2 separate regions of the Homo sapiens genome follow, and region 1 is linked to region 2. A link is an interaction called in ENCODE POLR2A ChIA-PET data of the cell type or tissue named here. Cell type or tissue: Caco-2. All regions are shown on one strand. Each heading gives the region's core, and the rest is flanking DNA. Links, peaks and the distances in the headings are about the cores only. Region 1 overlaps DNAJC1 (DnaJ heat shock protein family (Hsp40) member C1). Region 2 has its middle 25 kb from the start of LINC02643.

Region 1 (16,092 bases), core at 7,881-10,380, 570 kb before region 2:
GACATTCTAGTCAGACTTCTACATTTCCTATGTTCTTGAGGGTGAAAATTCCATTTTGTTTAAATTTTCATTTTAACTGGTTAGGTTGAGCCTAACTTCCTCATTACTGAAAAGAAAAGTGTTAAGACCTATCTGGTTGGTAGGTTACTATTGAAAATCATATTTCTTTTCCTTTTTTTCTTTTTTCTTTTTTTTTTTTTTGAGACGGGTCTCACTCGATTGCCCAGGCTGGAGTACAGTGGCGTGATCTCGGCTCACTGCAACCTCTGCCTCCCAAGTTCAAGTGATTCTCCTGCCTCAGCCTCCCAAGTAGCTGGGATTGCAGGCACGCACCTCCAGGTCCGGCCGATTTTGTATTTTTAGTAGAGATGGGGTTACACCATGTTGCCCAGTCTGGTCTCGAACTCCTGACCTCAGGCGATCCACCCTCCTCGGCCTCCCAGAGTGCTAGGATTACAGGTGTGAGCCACCGCACCTGGCCAAAAATCATATTTCAAGCTAGAGAAACTTTCATCTCCAGATCTTTTCTAACACTTCTTTTTTCTTTTTTTCTTTTTTTTTTTTAAGTAGTGAGCATAAAACTATGCAGCCTTAGTAAATAATTACCAAAAATAATTTTGTTAACTATGCACATTCAGGTTTTTCACACATTTGTTTTGAAACACAGTTCTTTTACCCAATATGATTAACTTCAGGTACAACTGCATATTTGAGGAATACTGATACAGCTCATTTCAGCAATTTAGATTCATTTCAGCAAAAAGTTATCATTTTCATCTGTTGTATAAGAGAAGATGGGTTCTAGCCAAGTGCTAGGAAATATTTATCCCTTTGCTAGGATCACAATAGAACAATAGAGTCTTGGTATTTAATAGAACATTTGAAAATAATTTTAATCTAATCATTGGTTATGTACCTTCAGCTGGATTTTCTCTGGTAATAGAAATATAGGACTTTCTTCATAGACGGCCATTTTCATTGTTAGTGTGGTTATTAAAACTTAACCTAATAACTGTCAGTTTCATTCATTGGTGCTACATTTGCCTTCAGGAGTCACATAGGAAAGACTGCTGCTGTAATTATGACAGTTCAAATATTGGAAGTAACAAGTTTTCTTCTTTGGTCATAGAAATTTTGATTTTTACAGAATTGATAAACCAGAATACACATCCCATAACAGCCCTGTTATTTAGGTAATGTAAATATAAATATGTATTTATTAATTTCATTTCTGGATTTATTGCTTCCTTAAGGCTTATTCACAAATTATCAGTTTTTAGTATTTCTTTACTTCAGTTAACTATGTGATTTATAAAGTTGTAAACAAAGCTGGAAGCTGATTTGAAAAATGGTGTCATATTTTGAAGGGCCTTTCAGCTTTCTATTCTTTTGAATCAAAGACATTTTATTGGAAAATATTATTGTATTTAGGTTCTCTGGTTCTATTTTCAACCTGAAATACCCTATTTTCAGTTTCTTGGTGTAGAACAGGAAATATATCAGCAACTCCTCCAGTAGTAGTTAGGGCAGAAATAGTTCTGTTTTAAAACCAGTGGGTGATCATCAGTTCATTTTATGTGAATCATGGCTGTAACCTCCTAATCACTCATTTAGAACAAGTAATGTTTTATACTGGACAAATAGGAATTATTTATAGGACCGATTTAACAACCAGTGTTACTCTTAAGGGAAAAGTATTAGATTAATTTAACTTGTAGAGTTTATTTTATCTTCAAGGCCAAATTTTTTTCTTATTTAAATTAATTGCATGTTCAAATATCCTTCAAACTCTGTTTGTCTTCAAATGTGATAAAGCTGCTGCTAATTTTGAGAAGAAAGTTATATTGTTGCATTTATTTTAGATTTAAATACATACTCAAGTAGAAAATTTATAGATTATATATCACTTAAAGCTTTAACTATGAATTCCTCATTAATATTTTTTGTGTAATGTCTTTCTTGATCCCTACCTGAGGCAGTGCTACTCAAAATATGGTCTGTGGACTCATGCTGGTTTGCAGATTGTTTGTTACTTGTTTGCAATAAAATAAGTATGGAAATTGAGAATAAACATTTAGAAAATTTTATAGCAATTTTACATGGTAATTGCATGCCTATGGAATCTAATAACAATATTTGGAGTTATATTTTATATGTCTTTGTTTTGTAATTTCATTCTTTTAGTAATTTATGTTATATTTTACAAAAGTCCCCTTGAAAGCAAAACAAAGACTAGGTCACACTCCATATCAGTAAACCACTACAGTAGAATGTAGTTTTTAATTTTATGCAGATATATACAAAATAAAGAGGATAAAGGAAAAGTGGGGTGAGAGAGGGTGAGCTTAAATTATAGAGTCCAATTTTTGAGTTTTTCTGAGAATTGGAAATTTCTTACATATTTGAAATCTGTTTACATGACACATTCAATCATGTTTTCTCTTAATATCCTCCAGTTATTCCATCAGTTGTAATACCATGAAGGCTGAGCTAAAAGTCTTAAGTTTAGAAAATGATTTAGTTATCTTTAATGTCATATATTCATATTTGTACCATTTGCTCTTTAGTTTTAATGACAGTTTTAGCAGAAGTAATTTGAATTATGATGTCAAACTTCTCATTTCAGAATATTTTCAAAATAAGTTTTAGAAGAGTTTCTGACATGAGCAGAAATTTGTTGTGACAAATTATTATTTTTTTAAAGTACAGCATATTTTATGTTTCTCAAAGGAAGGAGCTTAAAAAATTGTCCCTGTTTTTCATGTATCATTTATTCTAAGCAAGTATTTCTTACTAAAAGATTCTTCAAATTCTGTTTTCAGTTGCTTTTTTGATTTCTCATAGGACTTAAAACTTCTCTTAAGTTGGTCATTATAAATACATAACAAAGAGAAGAATAAGATATGTCTCTTTGTAATGATTTTAACTTCTAAAGGTAAAATATGTTAAGATAAACAATTCGTTACTTGACATAAATAGAAGATATCTAAATAATTATTTATTTCATTGCCAGCTATTACTGAATTGTTGATCAGCCAAATCTAATGTTAAAAGGGAACTATTCACTAGCAGTCATTGGTTTCCTAAATATCTCTAGAGAAATTATAAGTTCAAAGGTGTTATGCTACATGTAAGATTAGATAGTTATTATATATACTCATATATACTTATGTGTCCAGTGTCATATCAGGAAAAACTAAAATACTATTTTATTCAGTATGGTATAAAAGTTTAGAAACCAAAAAAAAATGTTAAAAGATACTTATGTAAGGTGATTGATGTATTAATTAGCTTGATTGCGGTGACTATTTCATAGTGTATACATATATCAGATCATCAAGTAGTATAACTTAAATATATGCAGTATTTAACTGTCAACTAGACCTCAATAAGGAGGGGGAAAGTTTAGAAGGTATATTTCAAAACTATCAGATGGAATAAAAGGCATGTAAGAGATTAGAAATATAGAAAAATTAGGGTATGATTAAAGAACTCTTTGGCTAACAATTTGATCTTTTTTTTCATACCATAATCAGAGAACATACTAACTATGCCTGAGAAAATAATTTCAGGAATATTTTTGTGGGAGTAGCACAGCATGCATCAAGTCAACTCTGTATTCCATTATGGTCCATGTCTGAAAATAAATCTTTGGTCTATCACCTTTAGATAGAGATGCTGACCTGGGAAAGAGTTTGTCAAGGTCTACAAAGGAAAACATTCATTATAGAAGGACAGTAACAAATATTTGAACAGGATTGCAAGTATTTTCTCCCCTCTTGATAAATTTCAAATCCTTAATTTAAAAATGTTTATTAGCCTGTCTTGTAACTGAGAATTTCCTGCTTCTATTTGGTTTCTGGTTCCAGTGCTATTTTTAAATTTTTTGGTTTTTTTAAAGTCATATTTTAATACCTGTTAAGAAATGTGGAATCTTTGTTGTTTTCTACTGTTGACCTCCTTTAACAACTTAGGACAAGATGAAAATGAGAGTATTAATTTATTAGATAATTCAGCTTTCAGAATGATACAATTTGGAAGGACACAGAGAATTTACCAAATGTATAGTGTTCGTTCCACTTTTATTAGATAGTACAAAATTATGTTAATATAAATCTGAATTACATTATTTTTAACTTTGTGTTTGTAATAATTTTTTCCAGTCAAGAAAACTTAGAAACACCAAAATGCTGAGTAGTGAGAAATGCTAATACAAATAAATTGTTAAAAGGTTAATTTAAGAAAGTAACTTAAATACTTGAAACATTTTTAGTTCTCAGTCTTACAAACTATATGTAGGTTAAGGTGTAAAGAAAATCAGGAACTGAATAAATTGGAAACTCAGCAGATAAATATACTTTATGAATCTGAAAAAATTGGGAAAGTGCCAAGTGACAAAATGGGTTAATCACCACATTTCCATCCTACATAATGCATAAACTCATGGTCAGAAGATGGGGTTGGGGGTGGGAATATGATTTCATTGATGTTATATTCTTGAGATATAATACCAATCATAAGGTGCTGTATAGTGAATCATAGAGTAATCACTGTTCCTGCTATTCATAGTTGGCTGAACCATTATTTTATGTACTACTTAAAAAGAAAACATACTGCCAATGCTTTTTAAAATTTAGAATTTTTATATTTGTTAAAATAACCCTATCGGAATTACTAAGACATAGATTATATTATTTATAACGCTTGTACATACCTGAAAATGAAAATACATTGTGAAATCAACTGGCTAAGGAATTGCTAACATTCTTTACACTCAGAGTCCGACTCATTTGAATCACTTTTTGACTCAGTCATTGGTGTTCAGTTTTTCTACATGCAGTCTTTCTCTATGCAGTATTTCTGAAGAGAATCAAGAACCACTGGTGCTGAATTCGTAAGCCACTTTGCAATTATGATGAGTTAATTTATTTTTTATACCTATTTTGGAAATGTTGCTAAATATGTCTGATATCCCCCGCCCTCATCCTCTCTTCACAGTCGTTTGGATTTTAGGAGTTAAAGGATTATTCCAACTCTTTGTCCCTAGGATTTTCCTCCTTTTTTTTTTTTTTTTTTTTGAAATGGAGTCTCGCTCTATTGCCCAGGTTGGCGTACAGTGGTGCAATCTTGGTTCACTGCAACCTCTGCCTCCCGGGTTCAAGCAATTATCCTGCCTCAGCCTCCTGAGTAGCTGGGATTACAGGCATGTGCTGCAACACCCACCTAATTTTTAAATTTTTAGTAGATACGGGGTTTCACCATGTTGGCCAGGCTGGTCTCGAATTCCTGACCTCAAGTGATCCGTCCACCTCAGCCTGGCCCAAAGTGCTGGGATTACAGGCATGAGCCACTGTGCCCAGGCTCCTAGGATTTTCTTCCAACTCAAATACTACAGGTTTTGTGCACAAACAGGGAATGACAGCTGCCTTGTTATTGCCACTTATTATTGCTGCAGCAGCGTTTGTAATATGCCATCAATTTCAAGATATGTTGGCTGGGTGTGGTGGCTCACCCCTGTAATCCCAGCACTTTGCAGGGCCTAGGTGGGCAGATCACGAGGTCAGGAGATTGAGACCATCCTGGCTAACACGGTGAAACCCTGTCTCTACTAAAAATACAAAAAATTAGCCGGGCGTGGTGGCGGATGCTTGTAGTCTCAGCTACTTGGGAGGCTGAGGCAGGAGAATGGCGTGAACCTGGGAGGCAGAGCTTGCAGTGAGCCGAGATCGTCGTGCCACTGCACTCCAGCCTGGGTGACAGAGTGAGACTCCGTCTCAAAAAAGAAAAAAAAAAAAAAGATATGTCATGAATTTAGAGAATTTAAAGTATGGAGAAAATACTCACTTTTAAAGCATAGTGGCTAGGAACTCAAAGTTGGGTTGCCGTAATACCAATTTTACGATCTTGGGTAACATAAGGTCTCTAATCCTTAGTTTTCTCACCTATGAGATAAGAAGCCCTTATCTTATAAGGTGATTGTGAGGTTTCAATGAAATTATATATGTAAAATACACTGCTTAACAAATGTTAGCTAATAGTTTATATTAGGCTTTATAGCAGTGTACTTTTATTGTTGAACTCCTTATGTATTCTTTTACTTGTTTAATCCTTTTACTTTGAGAAAGTGGTAACTTGTAGAGAGGAAAAGATACTGATAAATGTAAATAATCCATTGCAAATGGCTGAGTGAAAATCCTGGAAAATGTTTTAATTGAACTTTATTGATGTAATATAAAACTATTCAAATATCTGTCAATAAAGGGTAGGATTGTATGAAGGCTCATTTTAGAAACTTGAGACTAAGTGACTGATCTATTATTTTAGAAGTTAATAAGTTGTATAGATATATGGCTGTCAAGCTGGAAACAACATGTACTAACTTTCCTTGAACGTTGGTATGGCCTCTGAGGTTTTGGCAGTGGATTGTGAATAGAAGTCATGTGTGACACCTTTGTGTTTTGCCTTAAAAAGCAATACATGAGTACTGCCCCCTACCTGTGTCCTCTTCTTGTGTACTGATAATTGATGAAAACTCGAGTCCGCAGAATTTGGACCCAGAGATTGAAGTATGTGTTGACCTGCCTCACCAGCTCTACACAGCTTATTTCTAGACTATTACTTGAGAAGGAAATCATTTTCTATCATATTTAAGCCATGTATTTTAGGATCTCTTTGTTACAGGGTCTTAGCCTATATCCTAACTGATACCTTTTAAAGAACAGCCAAACAGATTTAAAAGGAACCAAATAGTACTTCTAAATATGAAAAAGGGAATTGAAATAAAAACTCAATGGGTAAATAGGGATGCCTAGAGAAATGGTTGGTTGGTTCCAGGTCTGGGACAGGAAAAACAGAGGATGATCCTAGAACACTGTGGTGCAAGAAAGTAAGGAAGTGCTTAAAAGAATATTGCTTGGCAATTTAAAAAAAGGGAAGAACTGATACATGTGATGGTATGGATGAACCTCAAAAACATTGTGCTAAATGAAACAGCCAGACACATAAGACTGCATATTGTATGAAATTTCTAGAAAAGGTAAAACTAAAGACACAGAAAGTAAATCAATGTTTGCCTGCAGTTGGGTATTGGAACCGGGATTGACTGCAGATAGACATTATAGAACTTTTGGAGTGATGAAAGTATTCTAAAACTGGATTGTGATGAACGTTGCACAGCTAAATACATTTGTTAAAAGTTGTACACTTAAAATAGGTGAATTGTGTGTAAATTATATTTCAGTAAGACTGTAAAAAATTTTGAGAGATACTGTAAAAAAAAAAAAAAAAGAAGAAGAAGAAGAAAAAGGTGGGCAAGGCCGGGTGCAGTGGCTCACAACCTATAATCCCAGCACTTTGGGAGGCCGAGGCAGGTGGATCACCTAAGGTCAGGAGTTCGAGACCAGCCTGGGCAACGTGGTGAAATGCTGTATCTACCCAAAATACAAAATATGAGCTGGGTGTGGTGGCACGTGCCTGTAATCCCAGCTACTCGGGAGGCTGAGGCAGGAGAATTGTTTGAATCCAGGAGGCGGAAGTTGCAGTGAGCCAAGATCGCGCCATTGCACTCCAGCCTGGGCAACAAGTGTAAAACTCCACCTCAAAAAAAAAAAAAAAGAAGAAGAAGAAAGAGGTGGGCAAAAGAACTCAGTAGTTAGCTTGGAGGATCTCTCAGTGGCCAAATCTGGGACAACTTAGATAACAGAATGACGATAGTAAGGGATTTTAACCTGTAGGATAAAATAAATATCCATGAATTTATACCTACATAAATAAATAACCAAACAAGTAGGGGAGAAGGCACAGCTTTTTTTTTAACAGTAGAATCCCAGTTAACAAAGGTTAAGACTGATGATGATAAAAAAAAAAATCACCACTAGATAAACACCCCAGCATTTACTGTTACAGACAAGAATTATCAATGGATGCTCAAATTAGTTGGTAAAAGTATGCCCAGAATACTTAGTAAGTATTCCCACAGAATAAGTATTAATTATATAGGGAAAAATGGTAACTTCATAGGGAAGAAACTTGGCAAATACCACTTTAACCAAGTGAACAGTGTTAGTATTACCAGTAAGAACATATATCAGCATATTTACCCCCAATAGGATGCACAGAGATGGGTACAATATAACTTACATGGTTGTCTTGACCCCAAAAAAGCGTAACCTAAATTTAATCATGAGAAAATGTCAGGCAAACCCAAACTATGGGACATTTCACAACTAACTCACTGGTACTCTTTAGAAGTGTCAAGATCAAGAAACACAAGAAAGACTGAAGAACTGTCACAAATTGGAAGTATCCACAGAGATCTGAAAACCAAATGCAGTGATCTTAGACAAAGTCTCTAGATAATAGTGTTACAGGAAAGGGGTACCTGATCCAGACCCCATGAGAGGGTTCTTGGATCTTGTGCAAGAAAGAATTCAGGGCGAGTCTGCAGTGCAAAGTTAAAGCAAGTTTATTAACAAAGTAAAGTGGTGAAAGTACAGCTACTACATAAACAGAGTAGGACATTTCCAAAAATAGGAGGAACGCGTCCACCCTAGGTATATACTCGTATATATGGGGAGGTGTGTTCTGCTACAAGGGTTTGTGTTAAAGGGTTAATTGTCTTAATTACTATATTTTGCAAAATTGATATTATTATCTTTAAAGCAAAATTAGGAATGACTTTGTTCTCCAGATATCAGGATATCTGGACACTCCCAAGTCTGAGTTTGTTTAGTAAACATTGTTAATTTGTTCCCTTAAATGTAAACATCTAGAGGCTAGGAATGCCTAATTTTCTGGGAATGCAGCCCAGCAAGTCCCAGCTTCATTTTCCTAGCCCTCACTTAAAATGGAGTCACTCTGGTTAGAATGCCTCTGACAGTAGTATTGCATCAATGTGAGTTTCCTGGTTTTAGTACTTGTAGTATGGTTAAGTTTCAGGAAAGCTGAGGTAAGGATATATGGAAACTGTACTATATTCACAATTTTTCTGTAAGTCTAAAATTATTTCAAAGTAAGAAGTTTTATAAAATACAAAATAGACTAGACAGCAGATTAGACTCAGCTGAAAAGAGAGTTAGTGAACTGAAAGAGAAAACAGAAAAAATTATCTTGAATTATCTTGAGATAACAAAGAGATGCAGACATGAGGGACTGAGATATAGAAAATGTGAGAGATAAAAGATATATCTAATTGGAGTTATGGAAGTTGTATAATATTAATAGTAAGAACTAAGAAGTGGCAAGATTGAAAGATAGTGACTGAGATATTTTTGAGAATTGTTATACAATACAGTATTTTCAAGAAGCTAAATGAACCATCAACAGAAACATAATAAAAATGCAGAAGAGAGGGAGAAATTTTTGAAAACAGTCAAAGAGAAAAGACAGATTATCTACAAAGAAATTATAGATTGATGACTTTTCCATAGCAGCAGTGAAGAAAAAGAGTGTATTGTCTTCAGGGCATTGAGGAAAATAACCTCAATACTGGAATTCTAGAATTCTATGCCAAGTGAAGCTGCCTTTCAAGAAAAAGAACACAATGAAGACAGTTCCTGAAAAACAACAAAAACAGAATTAAAAAAAAAAAAAAACCAACAGACTTTTTCTGAAGCAAATACCAAAGACTAAACTTCAGGGAGAAGGAAAATGATTAGCAGATGCAAAGTTTGAGATGTAACGTTGAATAGTGAATAAATATAATAATATATAGATAAATCCTAAGCAAACATTGTATGAGAGAAATACTTAATTTGTAAAGATGGTAAATAGGATAAAATTAAAATTTTGAATCTGGGCATGGTGGCTCATGCCTGTAATCCCAGCACTGTGGGAGACCAAGGCTGGCAGATGGCTTGTACCCAGGAGTTCAAGACCAGCCTGGACAACATGGCAAAACCCCTTCTAAAAATACAAAAAAATTAGCCAGGCATGGTGGCGTGTGCCTGTAGCCCCAGCTACTGGGGAGGCTAAGGTGGGAGGATTGCTTCAGCCCGGGAGGTGGAGGTTGCAGTGGGCCGAGATCGTGCCACTGCACTCCATCCTGAGTGTCAGAGTGAGACCCTGTCTAAAAAAAATAAAATAATAAAATAAAATTTGGGGTAGCAATGGTATATGTTTGATGAGAGTCATCAGAGTTCAAATATTCTAAGGTTTTTATATTTTTCAGAAATATACCATGTCTTTTCAAAAATTTTCTTTTCAAAAATTTACCATTAATTAACTTTAGACAACTTTGTTAAATTTAATATGCATTTCAAATTAACTAGAGTAGCCACTAAATAGAGCATATGACTTCCAAAAATGTGTGGGGAGTAGGGGTGGGGAAAGAATGCCCTAAGGCCTGTGGTCCCTAAGAGTTTAGGAAAACAAATAAACAGAAAACACTCATTCTAAAATAAATAAAGGCAGTAAATAAATAAAGTCAAGAAAGGAAAGGAAAGAAATAGAAACAAAAAAGCAAAAAGACCCTGATAAAATAAATAGGTAGAAAAAATTCATGTATATCAATAAACACATTAAATGGAAATGAATAAAATTATCTAAAGACAAAAATTGAGCCAATGAAAAAATAAATGACAAAATTAATGTACGCTGTTTATAAGAGACATACTTAAAATACAAAGACGCAAAAAGATCAGAAGTCAAGATATGGAAATAAATTAATATGGTTGGACCCAGTGAGTACTTAGAAGTAAGGCATAGACTGCACTACTCAGTAGCACTTCCTTTTATGCATAAGTGTTCATAATTATGTAAAGCAGATTTTTACATAATAGTTTTCTTTGTAAACCTTCCACAACTTGTTCAAACCTTCAGCTTTATTCTATCTAACTTAAAACAATCTTTTAACCCTTTAATCTAGGCAAGAAAAATCCACATTTTCATGCCTTTTTATAATCTTTTACCAAAAGTATATTCTATTTTCCTTACACACCTTGCATGTAAAACTGTTCTTCAGTTATCTCAAGTAGGTGTTACAGTGTTAACGCTTAGCAGCTTTTACTTTTGGTGAAAACCTTGGTAAGTTTGGGATTCAAATTATGTACTGAGCGTGGAGCTAATTCTAAATAGCTGTACTAATTATAAATAGCTGTAGTTAGTGAGACATATGCATATTTCTGTGTACTTGTTTTTATAAAGTGTATTTGATTAAATTGACTTTTACCTGCTATATGATATTATTCTCTTTCTTTATGGTTATCAGGAAGAACCACAAAGAAACGGGTTCTTAGGAGCAAGTAGGATGTTCTTTGGTCACTTGAACAAAACTGAATGTCTTTCAACCAACTGATTGTTCTTCATGAAATACTGAATTAAATGAGGGAACTGCTTATTCTAATTCTTATATCAGTTTAAACCATATTATTTTAAAACAAGAAAACAGAGGATAAGTTCCTACAGAGAAAATTACATTAGAAATTAGAAACCTGGTTTTCCCGTTTAATTGTTATATGATCTTTTTCAATATTTTACTTTTTCTCATCTGTTAAAATGAATAGGGAAATTTTAAATAATGTGCAGGGACAGTAGGAATGATTTTCAATGCTAAATGCAACATAACACACGAAAAAAGTCAGGCCAGGCATGGTGGAGTTCAAGACCCGCCTGGGCAACACGGCAATAACCTGTCTCTACAAAAAAAAAAAAAAAGAAAAAGAAAAAAAATTAGCTGAGCGTGGTGGCATGCACCTGTGGTCCCGGCTACTCAGGAGGCTGAGGTGGAAGGATCATTTGAGCCCAGGAGGTCAGGGCTGCAGTGAACCATGTGTTGGTGCCACTGCACTCCAGCCTGGGTGACAGAGTGAGATAACTGTCTCAAAAAAAAAAAAAAAAAAAAAAAGCAATAAAATAGCAAGTTTTAATTGCATCCTAGATGGATAGAATAGAATTTAGAGTTTAGAGTAAAAATAGAGCCATCTCCAATTTTGAAGAAGCTTTAAGAAGTGGCAAGTCTTAATAATTGGTCAAAAGTCTTATGTTGGAATTTTGAATAAATTACTATACATTAATTCACAATTATTTATTGGTTGCTTACTATGTGCCTGGCACTGTTTTAGGGGCACAGCATTAAACAAAACAGACAAAATGTCTGCCCTTATTGTGTTTACATTCTAGTGGAAGAGAATAAGTGTAAATAAAAAATATGTATTATGTACTAGTTACAATTCTATGGAGAAAAATACAGCAGAGAAGAGGGATAGGAAGTGTGGTGCAAGAGACTGCAGTTTTAGATAAGGGTAGACAAAGGACTCCTCACTGAGAGGGCAATATTTGAGCAAAGACCTGAAGGAGGGAGGATGTGAGTAATGAAGATAAGGGGGAGGACCATTTCAGGCAGAAGGATCAGCAAATGCAGAGGCCATGATGATATGCCCAAAGTGTTCAGGGAACATGAGGGAGGCCTGAGTGTGGAGAAAGTTAGAGGAAAAGTGATGGGATATGAGTTCAGAGAGATAATGAGGCGTCAGGTCCCAGTGACTTCAGATGCCATTTAAAAGACTTTGGAGGATGTGATGTGATTGTAAGAACTTTGGCTTTAAAAAACAAAAGTAAAATGTGTATAACAAAAATTTACCATTTTACCCATTTTAAGTATACAATTCAGTGCTATTAAGTACAATTATAATGCTGTGCAACTATTACCTATCCAAAATTTCCAAAATTTTCTCATCACTCCAAACAGAAACTGTACCCTTTAAGCAATAACCACCCTTTTCCCCTTCCCCCACACCAACCCCTGGTAACCTCCAATCCACTTTCTGTCTCTATGGATTTGCCTATTCTAGATATTTCTTATAAGTGGAATCATAACAATATTTGTCCTTTTGTATCTGGCTTATTTCACTTAGTATAATGTTTTCAAGGTTCATCTTTGCTGTAGTGTGTGTCAGTACCTCAATCCTTTTTATAGATAAATCATAGCCATTGTATGTATATACTGCATTTTGTTTATCCATTTATCTGTTGATGAACATTTGGGTTGCTTTCACCTTTGGCTATTGTGAATAATGCTGCTGTGAACGATGATGTACGAGTATCTGTTTCAGTTTATGCCTTCAGTTCTTTTGGGTATATACCTAGAAATGGAATTGCCAGATCATATGGTAATTCAGTGTTTAACTTTTTGAGGAACTATCTTACTGTTTTTCACAAGCAGTTGCACTGTTGGAGCCCACTACCAATGTATAAAGGCTCAAATTTCTCCACATCCTCAAAAACACATTATTTTCCTTTTTAAAAATTATAATGATTGTAGTTGTGAAGTGGTATATATTGTGGCTTTGATTTGCATTTCCTTAATGGCTAATGATGGCATATTTTCATATACTTCATGGCTATTGTATTATCTTCTGTGGAGAAATATCTATTAAAATCCTTTGCCCATTTTTTTGAAATTTTACTTTAAGTTCTGGAATGCATGTGCAGAACGTGCAGGTTTCTTACATATGTATACATGTGCCACGGTGCCTTTGCCTATTTTTTAATTGGATTGTTTGTCTTTTTGTTGTTGAGTTGTAGGAGTTCTTTATGTATTCTGGATATTAACTCCTTACCAGACATATGATTTGCAAATATTTTTCTCCTTCTGTAGTTTTCACTGTTTGTTTGGAGGCAGGGTCTTCCCTCTGTCCTCTGGGCTGGAGTGCAGCAGTGCAACTTTGGCTTACTGCAGCCTCAACCTCCAGGGCTCAAGTGATCCTCCCACTTCAGCCTCCAAGTACCATGCTTGGCTAATATCTGTAATTTTTTTGTCGGGACAAGGTCTCACTATGTGGGCCAGGCTGGTCTTTAACTCCTGGGCTCAAGTAATGCTCCTATCTCAGTCTCCTAAAGTGCTGTGATAATAGGCACCCGGCCTTAGTTGTCACTTTCTTGATTGTTTCCTTTAATGCTGTTTGTTTTCTATATCTTACATGTTTTTATTCCCGAATTCTTCAATTACTGCCTGTTTTTGTATTTAGTTGATTTTTTAAATGGTGTACTATTTTGATTCTGTTCTTTCCTGTTATTTTCTTAGTGGTTATCTAGATTAAATTAAACTAGGTTGTTACAAGTTTAAGATGTTAATTGTAATTCCTAAGATAACCACTAAGGAGTTTGGCTTTTGATCTGAGTAAAATGGAAAACCATTGGAGGCTTTTAACTGCATCTGTTTTTTGTTTTAATCTCTATGCTGTGCTGAAAATAGACTGTTAAGAGAAGGTGCCAGGCAGGGGCTGAAGTTGGGAGATACGTTAGATTTTGTAATAATCCAGGCAAAAAATCATAGTGGCTTGGCCCATTGTGGTAATGGTAAGGGTGTTAGTATTCAGATTCTGAGTATGCTTTTGATAGTAGACCCAACAAGACTTATTAATGAATTGAATGTGGACTGTGAGAGAAAGAGGAGTCAAAAGTGACACCAAAATTTTTGGGAGATGGAGTTACATTTGGAGATAACATTACAGATTTTAGGAGATCTGTATAAAATGGATTTCTCTCTTCTTTTTTTTTTTTTTGTTTTTGTTTTTTTTGAGATGGAGTCTCCCTCTGTCGCCTAGGCTGAAGTGAAGCGGCACTATCCCGGCTCACTGCAACCTCTGCCTCCCAGGTCCAAGTGATTCTCCTGCCTTGGCCTCCCGGGTAGCTGGGACTACAGGCACCTGCCACCAAGCTCAGCTCATTTTTGTATTTTCAGTAGAGACAGAGTTTCACCATTTTGGCCAGGCTGGTCTCAAACTCCTGACCTCAGGTGATCTGCATGGCTTCCCAAAGTGCTGGGATCACAGGCATGAGCCACAGTGCTTGGCCGGATTTCTCATCAGTGTTTTAAAAATGTATTCCACATTCAGGAGAAACTAAAACATCTCGAGGATATAATATGTTCAGTGTGGCTGGGCGCAGTAGCTCATACCTGTACTCCTAGCACTTTGGGAGGCTGAGGCAGGCAGATCACTTGAGGTCAGGAGTTCAAAACCAGCCTGGCCAACATGGTGAAACCCCGTCTCTATTAAAAATACAAAAAAAATTAGCCGGGCCTGGTGGCAGACACCTGTAATCCCAGCTACTCAGGAGGCTAAGGCAAGAGAATTGCTTGAACCCGGAAGGCAGAGGTTGCAGCAAGCCAAGGTCTCACCACTGCATCCTAGCCTAGGTAACCGAGCGAGACTCCATCTCAGAAAAAAAGAAAAAAGTTCAGTATGTTGGATTTCTTGGTGTTTTGTTTTCCTGTTAAACTATCAGGATATTTAGTGGAGTTGAACTAGAAAGGCCAATTCCTCATACCTTCCATGCATTCTGTACTGAGAAACCGGGCTGTTGAGAGTAAAGATTGTTAAATATTAAAAGAGCATAAACTGGTAAAAGGAAGAGAAGGAAGGGTAGGAAGTAAAGAAGGAGAAGGAGCTCTGTTATATTCAAAATGTTCTTACCAAATGAACAAAGCATGTTAATAACTTTTAGAAAGAAGTTCAACAGCAAAATTTTTCTGCAAAAAAAATAGTGATTTTTTTTTCTGCCAAATCTGACGTTTAAATATATCAGAAAAACCTCATCCCTTCCATTTATATGAAATGCCTAGAAAAGGCAAATCTGGGCCAGGCGCGGTGGCTCACTCCTGTAATCCCAGCACTTTGGGAGGCCGAGGCAGGTGGATCACGAGGTGAGGAGATCGAGACTGTCCTGGCTAACACGGTGAAACCCCGTCTCTACTAAAAATACGAAAAATTAGCTGGGCGTGGTGGCACGCACTGTAGTCCTAGCTACTGAGAAGGCTGAGGAAGGAGAATCGCTTGAGCCCAGGAGGCGGAGGTTGCAGTGACCGAGATCGCGCCACTGCACTCCAGCCTGGGCAACAGAACGAGACTCCGTCTCAAAAAAAAAAAAAAAGACAAATCTGTGGAGACAGGTACAAGGAATCTTTTTGGGTTGATGGAAATATTCTAAAACTAGATTATCGTGATGTTGCAGAACTATATAAATGTACTAAAAATCACTAAACACTTAAAACAGGTGACTCTTATGGTTTGTAAATTATACTTAAATAAAGCTGTTAAAAATACATAAATACCAGAAAGAAAGAAAAAAACCTTCATTTCTCAATCATTTGGA
Region 2 (16,092 bases), core at 4,504-7,003:
TTAGCCCGGAGCCCAGCCATTGGGTATCACAAGTATGTTTCTTTTCTTCTTCTTCTTCTTTTTTTTTTTTTTTGAGACAAAGTTTCACTTTGTTACCCAGGCTGGAGTGCAGTGGCATGATCTTGTCTCACTGCAACTTTTGTCCCTTGGGTTTAAGCGATTTTCCTACCTCAGCCTCCTGAGTAGCTGGGATTACAGGTGCACACCACCATGCCCAGGTAATTTTTGTGTTTTTAGTGGAAACAGGCTTTCACCATGTTGGCTGGGCTGGTCTTGAACTCCTGACCTCAAGTGATCCACCTGCCTCAGCCTCCCAAAGTGCTGGGATTACAGGCGTGAGCCACCTCGCCTGGCTCAAAAGTATATTTCTTTGACATATTTTGGAATGGCTCTGCAAAGCCATCTCTTGTGGGGGTAAATTCACATTCTGTAGAGAATCTCCTTTCCTTACTAGGTCTTTTCCTGATTGAAGGGAGATTTAACTGAGACTCTGACACCTTTTAAGATCCAAAAGCAGACATTTACCATCTATTCTCTCTGAAGCCTGCTACTTAGAGGTTTCGTGTACGTAACAAGAACCTTGGCTTCCACAACCTCTCTTATCTTAACTTAAGCATTTCTTTCTGACTTCAACTCTTTTTTTTCTGAGATGGAGTCTCACCCTGTCACCCAGGCTGGAGTGCAATGGCACAGTCTTGGCTCACTGCAACCTCCGCCTCCTGGGTTCAAGCGATTCTCCTGCCTCAGCCTCCTGAGTAGCTTGGATTGCAGGCGTGCACCACCATGCCCGGCTAATTTTTTGTATCTTTAGTAGAGATGGGGTTTCACCATGTTGGCCAGGCTGGTCTCAAACTCCTGACCTTGTGATCTCCCAAAGTACTGGGATTACAGGCGTGAGCCACCGCACCTGGCCTTCTGACTTCAACTCTTTAGGCAACACTTAACTCTTTCAACCAATGGCCAGTCAGAAAGTCTTTGAATCCAACCATGACCTGTAAGCATTTCCCCTTCAAATGACCTGCCTTCCTGGGCCAAACCAATGTGTACTTTCCATGTATTGATTTACGTTTTTGCCTGTAACTTCTGTCTCCCTAAAATATATAAAACCAAGCTATAACCCCACCACCTTGGGCACATGTTCTTAGAACCTCTTGGGACTGGGCCCCAGGTTATAATAATTCATATCTGGCTCAGAATAAACCTCTTTAAGTTACAGATTTTGACTATTTAAAATCAACACATGTAATGCCAGATCCAGTTCCATCTCCTTCATGGAGCCTTTTTATAATCCCAATCTATGCTGAGGCCCTCTGCTCTCATCCATTCATTCATTCACTGATGTGAGGGCCAAGGTCTGTGGCACTCCCTAAAGGTTCGCTGAAAAAAAATCACTGACCTGGGGGAGATTGAGTAATGGGAGAAAAGGCGTACAAATTTATTTAATGTGTATACACGGGAGCGTTCAGAATGAAGACTCAACCCAATAGTGAGGTACAAAAGTTTATATACCATCTTAGGGCTACAGAAAGAAAGGGGGTTTGGATCCTGGAGGTAGAAATAAATTATTAAGGCAGATAGTGAGGGCAACAGAGTCCTCAGCAGAGTGTCCCTTACAACAAAAAGCAGCCCCCAAAATCATTTCTAACAAAGAGCAGCCTAAGAAATTGAGCTGCAAACATGAACAAGGAAGCTGCAAGCTTGCACAGGGGAATGCCAGCAACTGTGCCAATAGAAAAGGGCTACCTGGGGGCCAGGCATGTCCAGCACGGAGGTTCCATCTTCCCTTTTTTTGGTTACCACATGTACAGTAAATGAATGGGCAACATGGTGCAGCTCAGGCAGAGGACCTGCCTGCATAATAAAAGATTAGGGCGGGGCTACCAGAAATTCGTGCCCTATGCAAATGGCACACCCAGTCTAACCAGTTTTTTGCACCCTATGTAAATCAGACGTCACCTCCTCACCAGCTCATCAATACACCCCCCTGCATTTCACTGCAGATCCAGCATTTTCTGGGAACCCCCCTCTGTAGCAAAGAGCTATTCTCTTTCTTTCGCTTACTATGCTTTCAATCTCAACCTTACTCTTTGTGTGTCTGCGTCCTTGTTCTCTGTGGCCATGGGACAAGGAACTTGGGGTGTTACTCCAGACAACCAGGCTGTTTCAGGGATAAAACAGATTATGGAAGAGGGTAGAAGTGGAATTCTTTGAGGGGATTACTAGGGAGAATAAATGGATCTGGGAACAGAGATTAACTTGTAAATACTTCTCTTTGACAGTGATAGGGTGGTTCAGGTGTGGTTACATTCTTGGTCTTACAGGGAGCGGAAGAAAAAACAATTGTTCTTCTTGATGGGCCTGGATCTTAGGCAGATAAAGGAACTTTTAACTCTTTGGAAGAGATGGTCGTGGTGGTTGGGGGAGGCCAGAGAGAACTTGAGACTTCTTTTTCAGTATGTCAATGTGATGTATTTTGGGGTATTTGGTTTCTGAGTACCAACACTGAACAAATTTGCTAGATGCTTATGCTATGTCAATCACCATGCTTAGTGAGAACCTCAGAGTAAATAAGGCAGGCTGGTCCTTGCCTTCATGGGACTGAGAGTGTTGAAGGAGTCCTAGACATGACACATATGAAAGTCACATCATAATAGATTCTTTAGTCCTCCTTGTAATCCTTGTTTATTAATTAGGGTAGTCTTTTTTGCAACCCATAAAATCCAGTTCTGGGATATGGGCCAAAACACATATTTCCTGGGAAGGCCCCGCGGCTCCTCACAGAACTGAAGGGAGAACCAGAACCCTGGCTTCCAGTTGGCGGCAAGAGAGAACCTCCAGGGATTTCAGCTGCAGAAACATTTAGACTTTCTCTTCAGGGCACCAAGTCTGCTTCAATAACTGCTACTTTCTGTATCCATGCCAAGTTTCAAGTCCCAGGAGAAAACTGGAATGTTTAAGCTTGAGTCAGGTGATTGCCTCTAGAAATGAGGCACCTCTCTGGATGCAGGCAGGGAGAGGTGGGTGTGGGGGCTGGGGCCATGGAGGGCCTTTCCCAGAGTGGGGAGATTGTGGTGTGGAGCCATTCTCCTGCAGATGCTGTGCCGTGCTGCCCAGATTTCTCCTTCAAGGATGGAGAACTTATATCCCCAGCTGCTGGGTGTGCTGTTGGCCGGGTGGGAGCCATCAGTGTTCAGCGGTGGCCTGGGAATGGCCTCTGCCCAAGGAGTCACTTTTGTCCCATGTCACGCTCCTGCTTGGGCATTCAATGAGTGGCAGGAATGTGTGGAGCTGTCTATAGGCCCAGCGTGGGACAGTTTTAAAGGGACATCCCAGCTTCAGAGCTTGCCACAGCAGGCCGCTCAGCTCCATCTGGCCGGTCCTGAGTCCTTCATTTTCCCAACAGGCGTTGGCCCTGAGAGCCCTCCCTGGTAAATTCCTGTGCTCCGATCTCCTCCCCAGAGTCGGCTTCCTGAGGAACCCAACCTGCAACACACCCCAGTGGAATCTGCAACACTTGTGATGCTCACATTTACACTCTTTTTTTTTTTTTTTTTTTTTAGAGACAGTATCTTGTTCTGTCACCCAGGCTAGAGTGCAGTGTTGCCATCATAACTCACTGCATGCAGCCTCGAACTCCTGGGCTCAAGTGATCCACTTGTCTCAGCCTTCCAAAGTGCTGGGATTACAGACAGGAGCCACCACGCCTGGTTCGCAGTTCTACATTTTATTATATATTATATGGCATCGTTTGTTAATTATTTCACATATTCCTTATGCTTCCTGTTATGGTCTGAATGTTTCTGTCTCCTCGAAACTCATATATTGAAATACTAACCCCCAAGGTGATAGTATTAGGATATTAGGAGGTGGTGCCTTTGGGAGGTGATTAGGTCATGGGAGTGGGGCCCTCATGAATGGTATGAGTGCCCTTATAAAAGAGACCCTGGAGAGCTTGCTGGCCCCTTCCCCTATGTGAGGACACAGTGAGAAGGCTCTGTCTATGAGCCAGGAAGAGGGCTCTCGCCAGACACTGAATCTGCCAGCACCTCAGTCTGGGACTCCCCCACCTCCAGAACCATGAGAAATAAATCTCTGGGCCAGTCGCAGTGGCTCACACCTGTAGTCCCAGCACTTCGGGAGGTGGGGGTAGGAGGATCACTTGACCCCAGGAATTTGAGGCCCACTTGGGCCACATAGCGAGAACTTTCTCTACAAAAAAGTAAAAAATTAGCCAAGTGTAGTGGTGCATATCTATAGTCCCAGCAACCCAGTAGGCTGAGGTGGGAGGATTACATGAGCCCAGGAGTTCAAGGCTGCAGTGAGCTGTGACTCAACCACTCTATTCCACTCTGGGCAACAGAGTGAAACCCCATCTCAAAATAAAAAAAGGAGAAGAAGAAGAAGAAATAGGCCAGGCTCAGTGACTCACACCTGCAATCCCAGCACTTTGGGAGGCCAAAGTGGAAGGATTACTTGAGCCTAGAAGTTTGAGATCAGCCTGGGCAATATGATAAGACCCCCATCACAACAAAAATTAAGAAGTTAGCTGAGTGTGGTAGCACGTGACTGTGATCCCAGCTACTTGGGAGGATGAGGAGGGTCATTGGCACCTGGGAGTTTGAGGCTGCAGTGAGCTGTGATTATGCCACTGCCCCCTAACCTGGGTGACAGAGTGAGACTCTTTGTCTCTAAATAAATAAATAACTAGGCCAGGTGCCGTGGCTCACTCCTGTAATTCCAGCACTTTGGGAGGCCGAGGTGGAAGAATCACTTGAGGTCAGGAGTTCAAGACCAGCCTGGCCAACATGGTGAAACCCCTGTCTCTACTAAAAATACAAAAATTAGCCAGGTATTGTGGCAGATGCCTGTAATCCCATCTAATCAGGAGGCTGAGGCAGGAGAATCGCTTGAACCCGGGAGGTGGAGGTTGTAGTGAGCCGAGATTGCGCCACTGCACTCCAGCCTGGGTGACAGAGTGAGACTGTCTCAAAAATAAAAATAAAAGTAAAAATAAAAATAAGTGGATAAATAAGTAAATACATGTCTGTTGTTTATAAATTATCCTGTCTATGGTATTTTGTTGTGGCAGCCTGAATGGGCTAAGGCACCTTCCAAGCTAGACTGCAGACTTTCTACATATAGAAACCTCAACTTCTCTGACATCTAGCCCTCAACCCTAGTTGTAGCAAGAGGCACATAGGTGTCACTCAGAATTATGTGTTTACTGATGGACTGTCTCCCCTTGAAGGACAAAGCTATGCTGAGTCTAACACAACAGAATGTTGCTGTTTTAGATGGATCAGAGATTTAATATAAGATCTCTCTCTCTTTTTTTTTTTTTTTTTTTTTTAGATGTAGTCTTGCTCTGTTGTCAGGCTGGAGTGCAGTGGCACGATCTCTGCTCACTGCAACCTCCGACTCCCTGGTTCAAGCTATTCTCCTGTCTCAGCCTCCTGAGTAGCTGGGATTACAGGAACGCACCACCACACCCAGCTAATTTTTGTATTTTCAGTACAGACGGGGTTACACCATGTTGGCCAGGATGGTCTCGATCTCCTGACCTCGTGATCCGCCTGCCTCAGCCTCCCAAAGTGCTGGGATTACAGGCATGAGCCACTGCACCCAGCCAAGACCTCTTTTAAAGGGGTTTCTAGTCAATAGATTTCTTTTTTCATTTGTTCTTTGGCTGGCTCATTGCTTTTAGAGACCAGAAACTACTGATTAAGGAGAGTAGACCTCTCTGCTATAACCTCTTTTTTCCATCTGCAGAACAGGTTTTCCTTGACTTCCATCTCTGGGGATGCAACCACAGAACCTTACAAAACATGTTTAAGTGCACGGTTTTAAGAGACGTTTGCATTCTTTATGAGTGCATGCATGTGTGGGGTTGGGGAGCTTTGCATGCCAGACTGTGACATCATATGTCTCCATGCCTATATTTGGAAGCCGGCTGGGTCCACAATAGCTGTGTGCTGAGAAGAATGGAAAGCTGATGATGGGCTCACAGGCTTTGATCTGTTAAATAAATATTTTTTCAAGAAGAGGAGCTTTAGGAATAAACCATTTCAGCCAGCACCTTTGTGATCATCCCAATTCTAAAACAGATGGAGATTCCTTGTACCTAGAGAAAGTTGAGTTTTAAACATTGAATAAAAATATGATTTTCTAGTTCTTGGCTCAGTCTCTTAATCACTTTTACCTCCACCGCATACAGAGCTGATGCTTGCAAAGGGAAGTTGTTACCCCCTACCCATTGGTTTCTGTCTGATTCTGATCAGGTAGTAATATTTCATAGAGCCGCCGCATGACACCAGCACATTTTCCCCACCCTGGACACATGTTTCCTTTCATTTTGGAAAAATTGTACTGTGAGCATAGCAAAGAGAATAACTTCTATGTCTTTCCTCTTATAAAGAATGTGCTTTTATAACATGTTTTTTAATTGATAAAGAGGTAAGGGTAATAAATGAGCATTTGATCCAAGTTTCAGCAAAGGACTCTTTATTGGAGTACAGACTCTAAAAGTTATTTTAGGCAAGTACCCAGAGGCAATTTTTAGAGCCACGAGGCTGAATTAGAAGATGATGATTCTGAATGAATTCTGCCACTCCTTAGACATAAATTACGTCTCCTTCCAAGTGGAGTGGCTAGTGGGCTAAGAGGACATATTTTAAAATAGTTGAATCCAAACATAAGCTGGATTTGCATTTTTTAAAGCCTATAGTTTGCTTTTCACATTTTCTCTCTTCCCCAGGGACTCTGGCATTGTATGGTCTATGCTGCTTTCTTACAAAGGTACCTTAGGTTCATTTTATGAGGTGTGGAATAGAGGACTAGCCTGGTGCTTGGACTGGCTGAACTTTCCATCCTGCTTTAAACAACCTGCTAAAAGTCAGTGTGATTTACAACAGTAGTTACAACTACCCTTTTACTTAGCCAGGGATATTCTCATGCTATCAAAAAATAGAGGCACATTTGGAACCACTGTCATTCCTATCCCTTGATTAATCATCTTGGTGATTCATTCATTAAACAAGTTTATGCAGCTAAGGGGCCTTCTTTGGTGAGGTAGGATGAAAGAGATCACTTGTCCTAGTTACATCCAGTACAATCTTTATTTTTTTATTTTTCTATTTTTTTAAATTTTATTTTCCATAAGTTATTGGGTTTTTTTTTTTTTTTTTTAGATGAAGTTTCGCTCTTGTTGTCCAGGCTGGAGTGCAATGGCATGATCTCAGCTCATGGTAACCTCCACGTCCCAGGTTCAAGCAATTCTCCTGCTTTGTCCTCCTGAGTAGCTGAGATTACAGACGCCCACCACCACGCAAGACTAATTTTTTGTATTTTTGGTAGAGATGGGGTTTCACCATGTTGGCCAGGCTGGTCTCAAACTCCTGGCCTCAAGCAATCCACCTGCCTCGGCTGCCCAAAGTGCTGGGATTACAGGCGTTAGCCATCACACCTGGCCACATCCAGTATAATTTTAAAGAGAGGGAGGGTCTACTGAACAGATACAAGGGGTGAAACCGCTTGATTATTTTCTCTTCTTCTTTTTTTTTTTTGAGACAGAGTCTTGCTCTGTTGCCCAGGCTGGAGTGCAATGGTGCGATCTCGGCTCACTGCAACCTCTGCCTCCCAGGTTCAAGCAATTCTCCTGCTTCAGCCTCCCTAGTAGCTGGGATTACAGGTGCCTGCCACCATGCCTGGCTAATTTTTGTATTTTTTAGTAGAGATTGGGTTTCATCATGTTGGTCAGGCTGGTCTCAAACTCCTGTCCTCAGGTGATCTGCCCGCTTCGGCCTCCCAAACTGCTGGGATTACAGGCGTGAGCCACCGTGCCTGGCCTGCTTGATTATTTTCATGAATTATTTCCATGTGTCCCAAGACCGTGTGGCAGGTGCTGGTGTCTGTAACATTCACTGGGGTCCTTTTCATGCCCGTGTTTTATGTTGTGTGAATCCATGCAGTTGAAATGAAAATTGCACACATACAAATACACACCCTATACCCCTCTACTCTCCAAAAAGACTCCTCAAATCTTTCTGAAAAATTAGGATGCCAGGTATGTATTTGTAAAAGGCCACCTGAGATGATCATCAGTACTGTTATTGAAGCTAGATGGGGTCTGCTTGCCTGACACGATAAGACCAGATATCCACACCGACGTTTGCAGTGGGAAGAAAGAAGGTGTTTATCTGCAGGTTACCAAGCAAGGAGGATCAGGCAGCTTATGCTTAAATCCTGACCTTGCAGGTAAGGGTTTTTTAAGGCAGGGGTGGCTGGGCTCAGTGGCTCACGCCTGTAATCCCAACACTTTGGGAGGCTGAGGCAGGTGGATCACTTGAGGCCAGGAGTTTGAGACCAGCCTGGGCAACATGGCAAAACCCCGTCTGTACTAAAAATACAAAAATTAGCTTGGTGTGGTGGTGCATGCCTCTAATCCCAGCTACACGGGTGGCTGAGGCAGGAGAATAGCTTGAACCTAGGAGGCAGAGGCTGCAGTGAGTTGAGATGGTCCACTGCACTCCAGCCTGGGCAACAGAGGGAGACTCCATCTCAAAAAAAAACAAACAAAAAAAGATGTTATCTTTAGTTTCCATAGGGAAGCAGACATCCCATGATTCTAGCTTCCTTGGCTGTTGCTTTAAGTTACTATTCCCTTCTTCTTGCTTATCAAGTTGTTTATTTATTTCTCAGGGCTGGCTAGGCACCTGGAATTTCCCTTGAAGGAATTCAAGATTTTCTTTCTTTCCATGCTTGTGGAGGCCTGCAGGCCACTAACAGGAGTCTCTGTTCTATCTTAGTACTAATATCTTTTAAATTGCATGGTGCCTTTTTCTTATAGGAGCTCAAAAAGCTTCCTTCATATCTACTATGTGCTTGGAAACATAAAAACTCCTATTTTGTGTAGAGGTGAAAGCCACGTGCATATAAGCTTTTGAGACAGTGACACATATAAAAACGATGTGCACCCTTGGGATAACTTCCTGCTATAGATAGAAGATACGCTGCCTGGCCAGGAGCGGTGGCTCACACCTGTAATCCCAACGCTTTGGGAGGCCAAGGCCGGCGGATCATGAGGTCAGGAGTCCGAGACCAGCCTGGCCAACATGGTGAAACCCCGTCTCTACTAAAAATACAAAAATTAGCCCGGCATGGTGGTGGGTGCCTGTCATCCCAGCTGCTCGGGAGGCTGAGGCAGGAGAATCGCTTGAACCCAGGAGGCAGAGGTTGCAGTGAGCCGAAATTGTGCCATTGCACTCCAGCCTGGGCGACAAGAGCAAGACTCCATCTCAAAAAAAAAAAAAAAAAAGTATGCTGCCCATTATATGTAATTTTTTGCCAAAGCTGAGATTTCCTGCCTTTCTCAGACACCAAGACAGCTTGTTGAAATGCAAATAAGCAAGATGAGAGTAAAGTTACAGTTAGTTAGTAAAGTTAGGCTCTTCTCTCATTTATTTTTCTATTTTTACTTTTTTTTTTTTTTTTTTTTTTTTTTGAGAGGGAGTCTCGCTCTGTCACCCAGGCTGGAGTGCAGTGGCACGATCTTGGCTCACTGCAACCTCCGCCTCCCGGGTTCACGCCATTCTCCTGCCTCAGCCTCCTGAGTGGCTGGGACTACAGGTGCACGCCGCCATGCCTGGCTAATTTTTTGTATTTTTAGTAGAGATAGTAGAGACGGGGTTTCACCATTTTAGCCAGGATGGTCTCGATCTCCTGACCTGGTGATCCGCCCGTCTGGGCCTCCCAAAGTGCTGGGATTACAGGCATAAGCCACTGCGCCCAGCCTCATTTATTTTTTAAATAGGGAAATATTTAGAAAAAGTGCTAGAGACCTGGCCGGGCATGGTGGCTCACGCCTGTAATCCTAGCACTTTGGGAGGGCGAGGCGGGCAGATCACGAGGTCAGGAGATCGAGACCATCCTGGCTAACACGGTGAATCTCCGTCTCTACTAAAAATACAAAAAAATTCCCCTAGGGTGGTGGTGGGCGCCTGTAGTCCCAGCTGCTGGGGAGGCTGAGGCGGGAGAATGGCGTGAACCCGGGAGGCGGAGGTTGCAGTGAGCCGAGGTCGCGCCACTGCACTCCAGCCTGGGCGACAGAACGAGACTCCGTTTCAAAAAAAAAAAAAAAAAAAAAGAAAAAGTGTTAGAGACCAACTCCTTGAGTGTCAGAGCCTTCTAGTTGAGAACTTTTATAGTTGCCCAACAGGTTCCTTGCCTGTTTCCCAGATAGAGCCAATGTATTAAGACAGGGGAATTGCAATAGAGAAAGAGTTTAATTCACACAGAGCTGGTTAAGTGGAAGACTGGAGTTTTATTACTCAAATCAGTCTCCCTGAAAATTTGGAGACTGTGGTTTTTAAGGATAATTTGGCAGGGAGGGGACCAGGGAGTGGGGAGTGCTAATTGGTTGGTTTGGAGATAAAAATCATAGGGGTTTGAAGTGGGTTCTTCTTGCTGCCTTGTGTTCCTAGGTGGCATTGGAGAACTGGTTGAGCCAGATTACTGGTCTGGGTAGTGCCAGTTGGTGCATGAGAATGCAGGGCCTAGAAAACACCTTAAGCACCAATCTTAGGTTTTGCAATAGTGATGTTATCCCTAGGAGCAATTGGGGAGGTTCGGAATCTTGTGGCTGGACGACTCTTTTTTTTTTTTTTTTTTTTTTTTTTTTTTTTTTTAGAAGACAAGGTTCTTTGTTTATTGGGCTAAACAGGGCAATAAATTGTGGCTTGTACCTCACTTCTTAGATCTGCTTCTAGAATAAGGAGTTTATTGACAGTTATCACCACATGGGCAGAGGTTTTGCAAAAATGAAGGGCTAAATCTTTTAGTAAACATTTTCTTAATTTTTAATCTGACATAAAAAGTTGAAGAAGTAATCTAAAAAATATAAGGTTCGAGGAATAGTGGTTCTTCCTAGAGACTATAAGGAGCCATAATCCAAATGATAGTGAAAAACGGGTTTCAATTTCCATTTAAAATGCTGTAAGATACACAGCTTTGATAATTATATTTTTCTAATTGTAACATTTTGAATTTCATTTCAATGAAATCTGCTGTCCTAAGACAAGTATGAGCAATTAATCCTAGGTCTCCACACCTTAAGACACACCATGTAATCACTGACCCATTATTCCTTGTGGTGTTACTAGGTCGGACCAATCCTTGATCTCCCCAAATTTCACCTTAATGAGGCTGACACTTTTCAGCTTATCGACTGGCAGCCCCTTTAGGTATTCTAGACGGCTAAAGAAGAAATGTTTGGCACAGCTCCAGCCTTGAGAGCTTCTGCAATGAGCCTGCGACCTTCCAGCAGTATCTACCCTTGTTTTTCCTGAAATGGCCTGGACTTTACTATTGTCATTACACCGCTCAGCCTCCTGTCCCCGGGAAAAACGTTATTGTAGCGAAGTCCAGACTCTTCCCAGGTGCTGGGAGTGTGGGATGGGGACACCTCAAGCGGCTGTGTCTCTCGTAGCTCATGGGCACTGGCCTCAGATGCTGCCTTGCCGGGCTGCTTCCCGGGAGCGCGCTTCCGTTCCCCCACCTCTCCGGAAGGAAACGCCACTTTCACTGGGCTCCGCCGCAGCGCCCAGACCCTGGGCCTTGTGTCAAGGTTCCAAGTCTGGACCACCTGCAGCAACGGTGGCACAACAAACTGCGCGGGTTTCACCAGCGTCACCATCTTCCCTGAGACCCGGCTGCTTGGCTCTTAAACTAAACCATAATTTATAATCTTGTGGCTAATTTTTTAGTCTCACAAAAGGAGTCTGGTCCCCAGGCAAGAAGCGGATTTGTTTCAGGAAAGGTCAGTTATCGCCTTAGTTTCAAAGTTAAACTCTAAACTAAATTCCTCCCAAAGTTAGTTTGGCCTACGACCAGAAATGAACAGGGATAGCTTGGGGTTGGTCAAGTCAGGTCTCTTTCACTGTCATAATTTTCTTTTCTTTTTTTTAATTTTTTTGAGACAGAGTCTCGCTCTGTCACCCAGGCTGGAGTGCAGTGGCGCGATCTCGGCTCACTGCAAGCTCCGCCTCCCGGGTTCACGCCATTCTCCTGCCTCAGCCTCCCGAGTAGCTGGGACTACAGGCACCCGCCACCATGCCCGGCTAATTTTTCGTATTTTTAATAGAGACGGGGTTTCACCGTGTTAGCCAGGATGGTCTCGATCTCCTGACCTGGTGATCTGCCCGTCTCAGCCTCCCAAAATGCTAGGATTACAGGCGTGAGCCACCACATCCGGCCATAATTTTCTCACTGTTATAATTTTTACTTTGCTCTGTTTCACTTGGCTCTGTTAACAGAAAAACCAGACTCTTAAATATTTTAAAGAGGTTTATTGTGAACCAATAGGAGTGACTGTGGCCTGGGGAAGACACAACCCAAGAAGCCTTGAGTATGTGGTCCTGGGACAACTGAATTACAGTTTGGTTTACACATTTCAGAGATGTAGGAGTTACAGGCAAAGCCATACATCAATACATGAAAGGCATACATTGGTTGAGCCCCAAAAGACAGGATATCTTGAAGGAGGGGTCTTAGAGGTTATAGGCGAATTCAGAGATTCTTCTTCTTCTTCTTCTTTTTTTTTTTTTTTTTGAGATAGGGTCTCACTCTGTCACCCAGGCTGGAGTGCAGTGGCGCCATCACGGCTCACTGTAACCTCCGCCTCCCTTGCTCAAGCAATCCTCCTGCCTGAGCCTCCTCAGAAGCTGGGATTACAGTCACGTGCCACCATAGCTGTCTGATTTTTTGTATTTTTTTGTAGAGATGGTGTTTTGCCATGTTGTCCAGGCTGGTCTCAAACTCCTGACCTCAAGCGATCCAACCCCCTCAGCCTCCCAAAGTGCAAGGATTACAGGCATGAGCCACTGTGCCTGGCCCAGAGATTATTTAATTTGCAATTAGTTAAAGGAATAAGGCTCTGCCTAAAACTTGGAGCTGGCAGAAAGAAATGCTTAAGATGAGGGTGCTGTGTCAGAATCAGCCACAATATCCTGGGTCAAAAATGACCTGTTTAGGGCCAGGCACGGTGGCTCATGCCTGTAATCCCAGCACTTTAGGTGGCCAAGGAAGGTGAATTGTTTGAGCTCAGGAGTTGAGACCAGCCTGGGCAACATGACAAAACCCCACCTCTGCAAAGAAATGCAAAAACTAGCCAGGTGTTGTGGTGTACACTTGTAGTCACAGCACTTGGGAGGCTGAGGTGGAAGAATTGATTGGGCCTGGGAGGTGGAGACTGCAGTGAGCTGAGATTGCGCCACTGCACTCCAGCCTGGATGATGGAGTGAGACTCGGTCTCAAAAAAATAAAAAATGACCTGTTTAGCAAGATTGATGGACTGCAGATGAGACTTCACCCTTGCCTTTCATTGCCTTAAGTTCTGTTTATAATTTGGTATCTTATTGGCCACAAAGAGTCTATTCTGTTAGTCTTAAGATCTCTATTTTAACATTAATGCTGGGTAGTTGTTGCATCTAAGCTCCAAAAAGGAAGGAGTATAATAAAGCATGTTAGATCTCTCACCCAGTCATGGCCAGTAACCCAGCTTCTAAGGCTTCTATGGAGTCTCCTTGACTAAGAAGGGGTCCATTTACAGCTTCAACTAGACCAGTATGACTGGGGCAATCAATTTTTGTGGTATGGAATTTTTATCATGTAACAAGGACTCACATACTATTAAGGGCTGGCCTGTTCTTTGTTTCCAAAGATCAAAACAGTTCCTAGTCCTAGCAAAAACTAGTTTTTTTTTTTTTTTTTTTTTTTAGACAGAGTATCACTCTATTGTCCAGGCTGGAGTGTAGTGGAGTGATCTCGGCTCACTGCAACCTCGATCTCCCGGGCTTAAGTGATTCTCCCACCTCAGCCTCTCGAGTAGCTGGGACCACAGGTGCCTGCCACCATGCTCGGCTAATTTTTGTATTTTTTTGTACAGACAGGGTTTTGCCATATTGCCCGGGCTGGTCTTGAACTCTTGAGCTCAAGTGATCCACCCACCTCAGCCTCCCAAAGTACTGGGATTACAGGTGTGAACCACTGTGCCTGGCCCACAAAAACTAGTTATTGATTTAATGATAATGTGTCTGTTGTTCATCCTTCACCTGTAGCAAAATTTCAGAGAAGGGAGCTGAGACCTTATTTAAGGATGGCATGCAAATTTTTGAAGTATTCCATGTTTTTTAGCCAGACTAGATATGTAACATGCTATAGATAGATTCTATACCCTCCTCCCACCATGCCCATTAGAAAAAACGTTTCAGCCTACTAGACTGCTCTTCCTGCTCTGCCTGCTGAAACCCTAAGATGCATCTCACCTGCCTGTGCTCTGATTCAGGCTTCTGTGATCACTTCACCCACGGATTGACCTCTTCTCTGAAACTTTGTTGCATTTTAATCATAGTTTTGTGGCATTTCATTTAGCATGTCCTCTTCTGTACTATTGCTATTTGTGTTTGTGTTCTAATAGATTATATCTGAAGAGGATCAGCATATGCCACATCAAAATATGCCTTTTTTATTTTTCTTTTAAGACGGAGTCTCACCCTGTTGCCCAAGGTGGAGTGCAGTGGCGTGATCTTGGCTCACTGCAACCTCTGTCTCCAGGGTTCAAGCACTTCTCCTGCCTCAGCCTCCTGAGTAGCTGGGATTACAGGCATGTGCCACCACGCCCAGTTAATTTTTGTATTTTTAGGAGAGATGGGTTTTCACCAGGCTGGTCTCAAATTCCTGACTTCAAGTGATCTGCCCACCTTGGCCTCCCAAAGTGCTGGGATTATAGGCGTGAGCCACCGTGCCTGGCCCAAAAGTTATTTTGAGCTGAAGGCATTTGAATTCCTGAAATCCTTTATTTGCCAAAAATCAGAGCCTCCCCAAAGAACCCAACTGTCATAAATCCCCTCCCCAGGAGCAACACTGATTTTTCCTTCTCAGAGAAGAGAGAAGTCAGCATCACACCCCAATAGACATCCTCACAAGGCTATCATATCGCCTATCTATTCCCCTATGAATCTATCAGTCTTTCAAAAAAAAGTCCTTTGTGTTTCCCTAGGTGCTTTTTCTCCCCATCTTCTAAGAAGTAAGTTGTTCTCCCAGAAGTGCCTCACTGCTCCCCCACATTTCCCATTCAGATGGCATATAAGCCCCCAATTCTGCTTCCTTCAGTCACATTTTTCTGTGAACTCCCAGGTATGTATGTATGTGAATAAAAATCTGTCTTTTCTCTTGTTGATCTGTCTTTTGTCAGGTTAATTTGCAGGCCCCTAGGTACTGAACCTAAGAGAGTGAAGAAAAAATGTTTTCTCCTTGACATAACTTCCCTGTTGGAGAAAGAGGAGGTAGTATATCTAGTATGTATGTTTGGACGGACAGACAGACCTGAGTGTTTTAAAATTCTTGCATTACCTGTCTCTACCAAAAAAAAAAAAAAAAGAAAAAAAAAGAAAAATATAGCCAGTCATGGTGGCACACACCTGTAGTCCTAGCTACTTGGAGGGCTGAGGCAGGAGGATCCCTCAAGCCCAGGAATTTGATGGTGCATGAGCCATATTGTGCTACTGCACTCCAGCCTGGGTGGCAGAGCAAGACCCTGTCTTTAAAAAAACAAAAAATAATAAATAAATAAATACATTCTTGCATTGCCAGTTTTCTTGGACAAATTACTCAGCCTGTCTGAATCTCCTTCACTTCCTCTATAAAATGGGGATAGTAACTTTACTTCTCAGGGTTGTCGCGGGAGTTAAATCAGATAGTGTATATAGGCCGGGCGTGGTGGCTCACACCTGTAATCCCAGAACTTTGGGAGGCTGAGTCGAGCGGATCACTTGAGGTCAGGAGTTCGAGACTAGCCTGGCCAACATGGTGAAACCCCGTCTTTACTAAAAATACAAAAATTAGCTGGGTACGGTGACAGGCGCCAGTAATCCCAGCTACTTGGGAGGCTGAGGTGGGAGAATCGCTTGAACCCGGGAGGCAGACAGAAGTTGCAGTGAGCCAAGATCGTACCACTGCACTCCAGCTTGGGCAACAGAGCGAGACTCTGTCTCAAAAACAAAAAGTTTTGGTTTTATCTCCTCTACTAGATCCCAAGTT

The links. ChIA-PET counts read pairs that join two places held together with the same protein. Peaks named below come from ENCODE experiments on the same cell type or tissue, not always from the same donor. Only the 100,000 strongest peaks of a DNase experiment are listed, where the experiment ranks them.
Region 1: POLR2A ChIA-PET joins it to region 2 with 8 read pairs; 2 of 35 experiments call an interaction of 5 or more read pairs at or near these places.

What each region holds. Positions count from the first base shown.
Region 1 is chr10:21,958,210-21,974,301 of GRCh38, reverse strand. The region is part of intron 1 of DNAJC1 (DnaJ heat shock protein family (Hsp40) member C1); the gene reads left to right. Among named protein-coding and RNA genes, the nearest start is that of DNAJC1, 37 kb to the left of the region's middle. In Caco-2, for the core only: no CTCF peak of the experiment used is centred there; no DNase peak of the experiment used is centred there.
Region 2 is chr10:21,389,630-21,405,721 of GRCh38, reverse strand. It overlaps the pseudogene MRM3P1 and the pseudogene LOC100420467. Among named protein-coding and RNA genes, the nearest start is that of LINC02643, 25 kb to the right of the region's middle. RefSeq lists an enhancer at 2,097-2,636. In Caco-2, for the core only: no CTCF peak of the experiment used is centred there; a DNase peak (open chromatin) is centred at 5,911.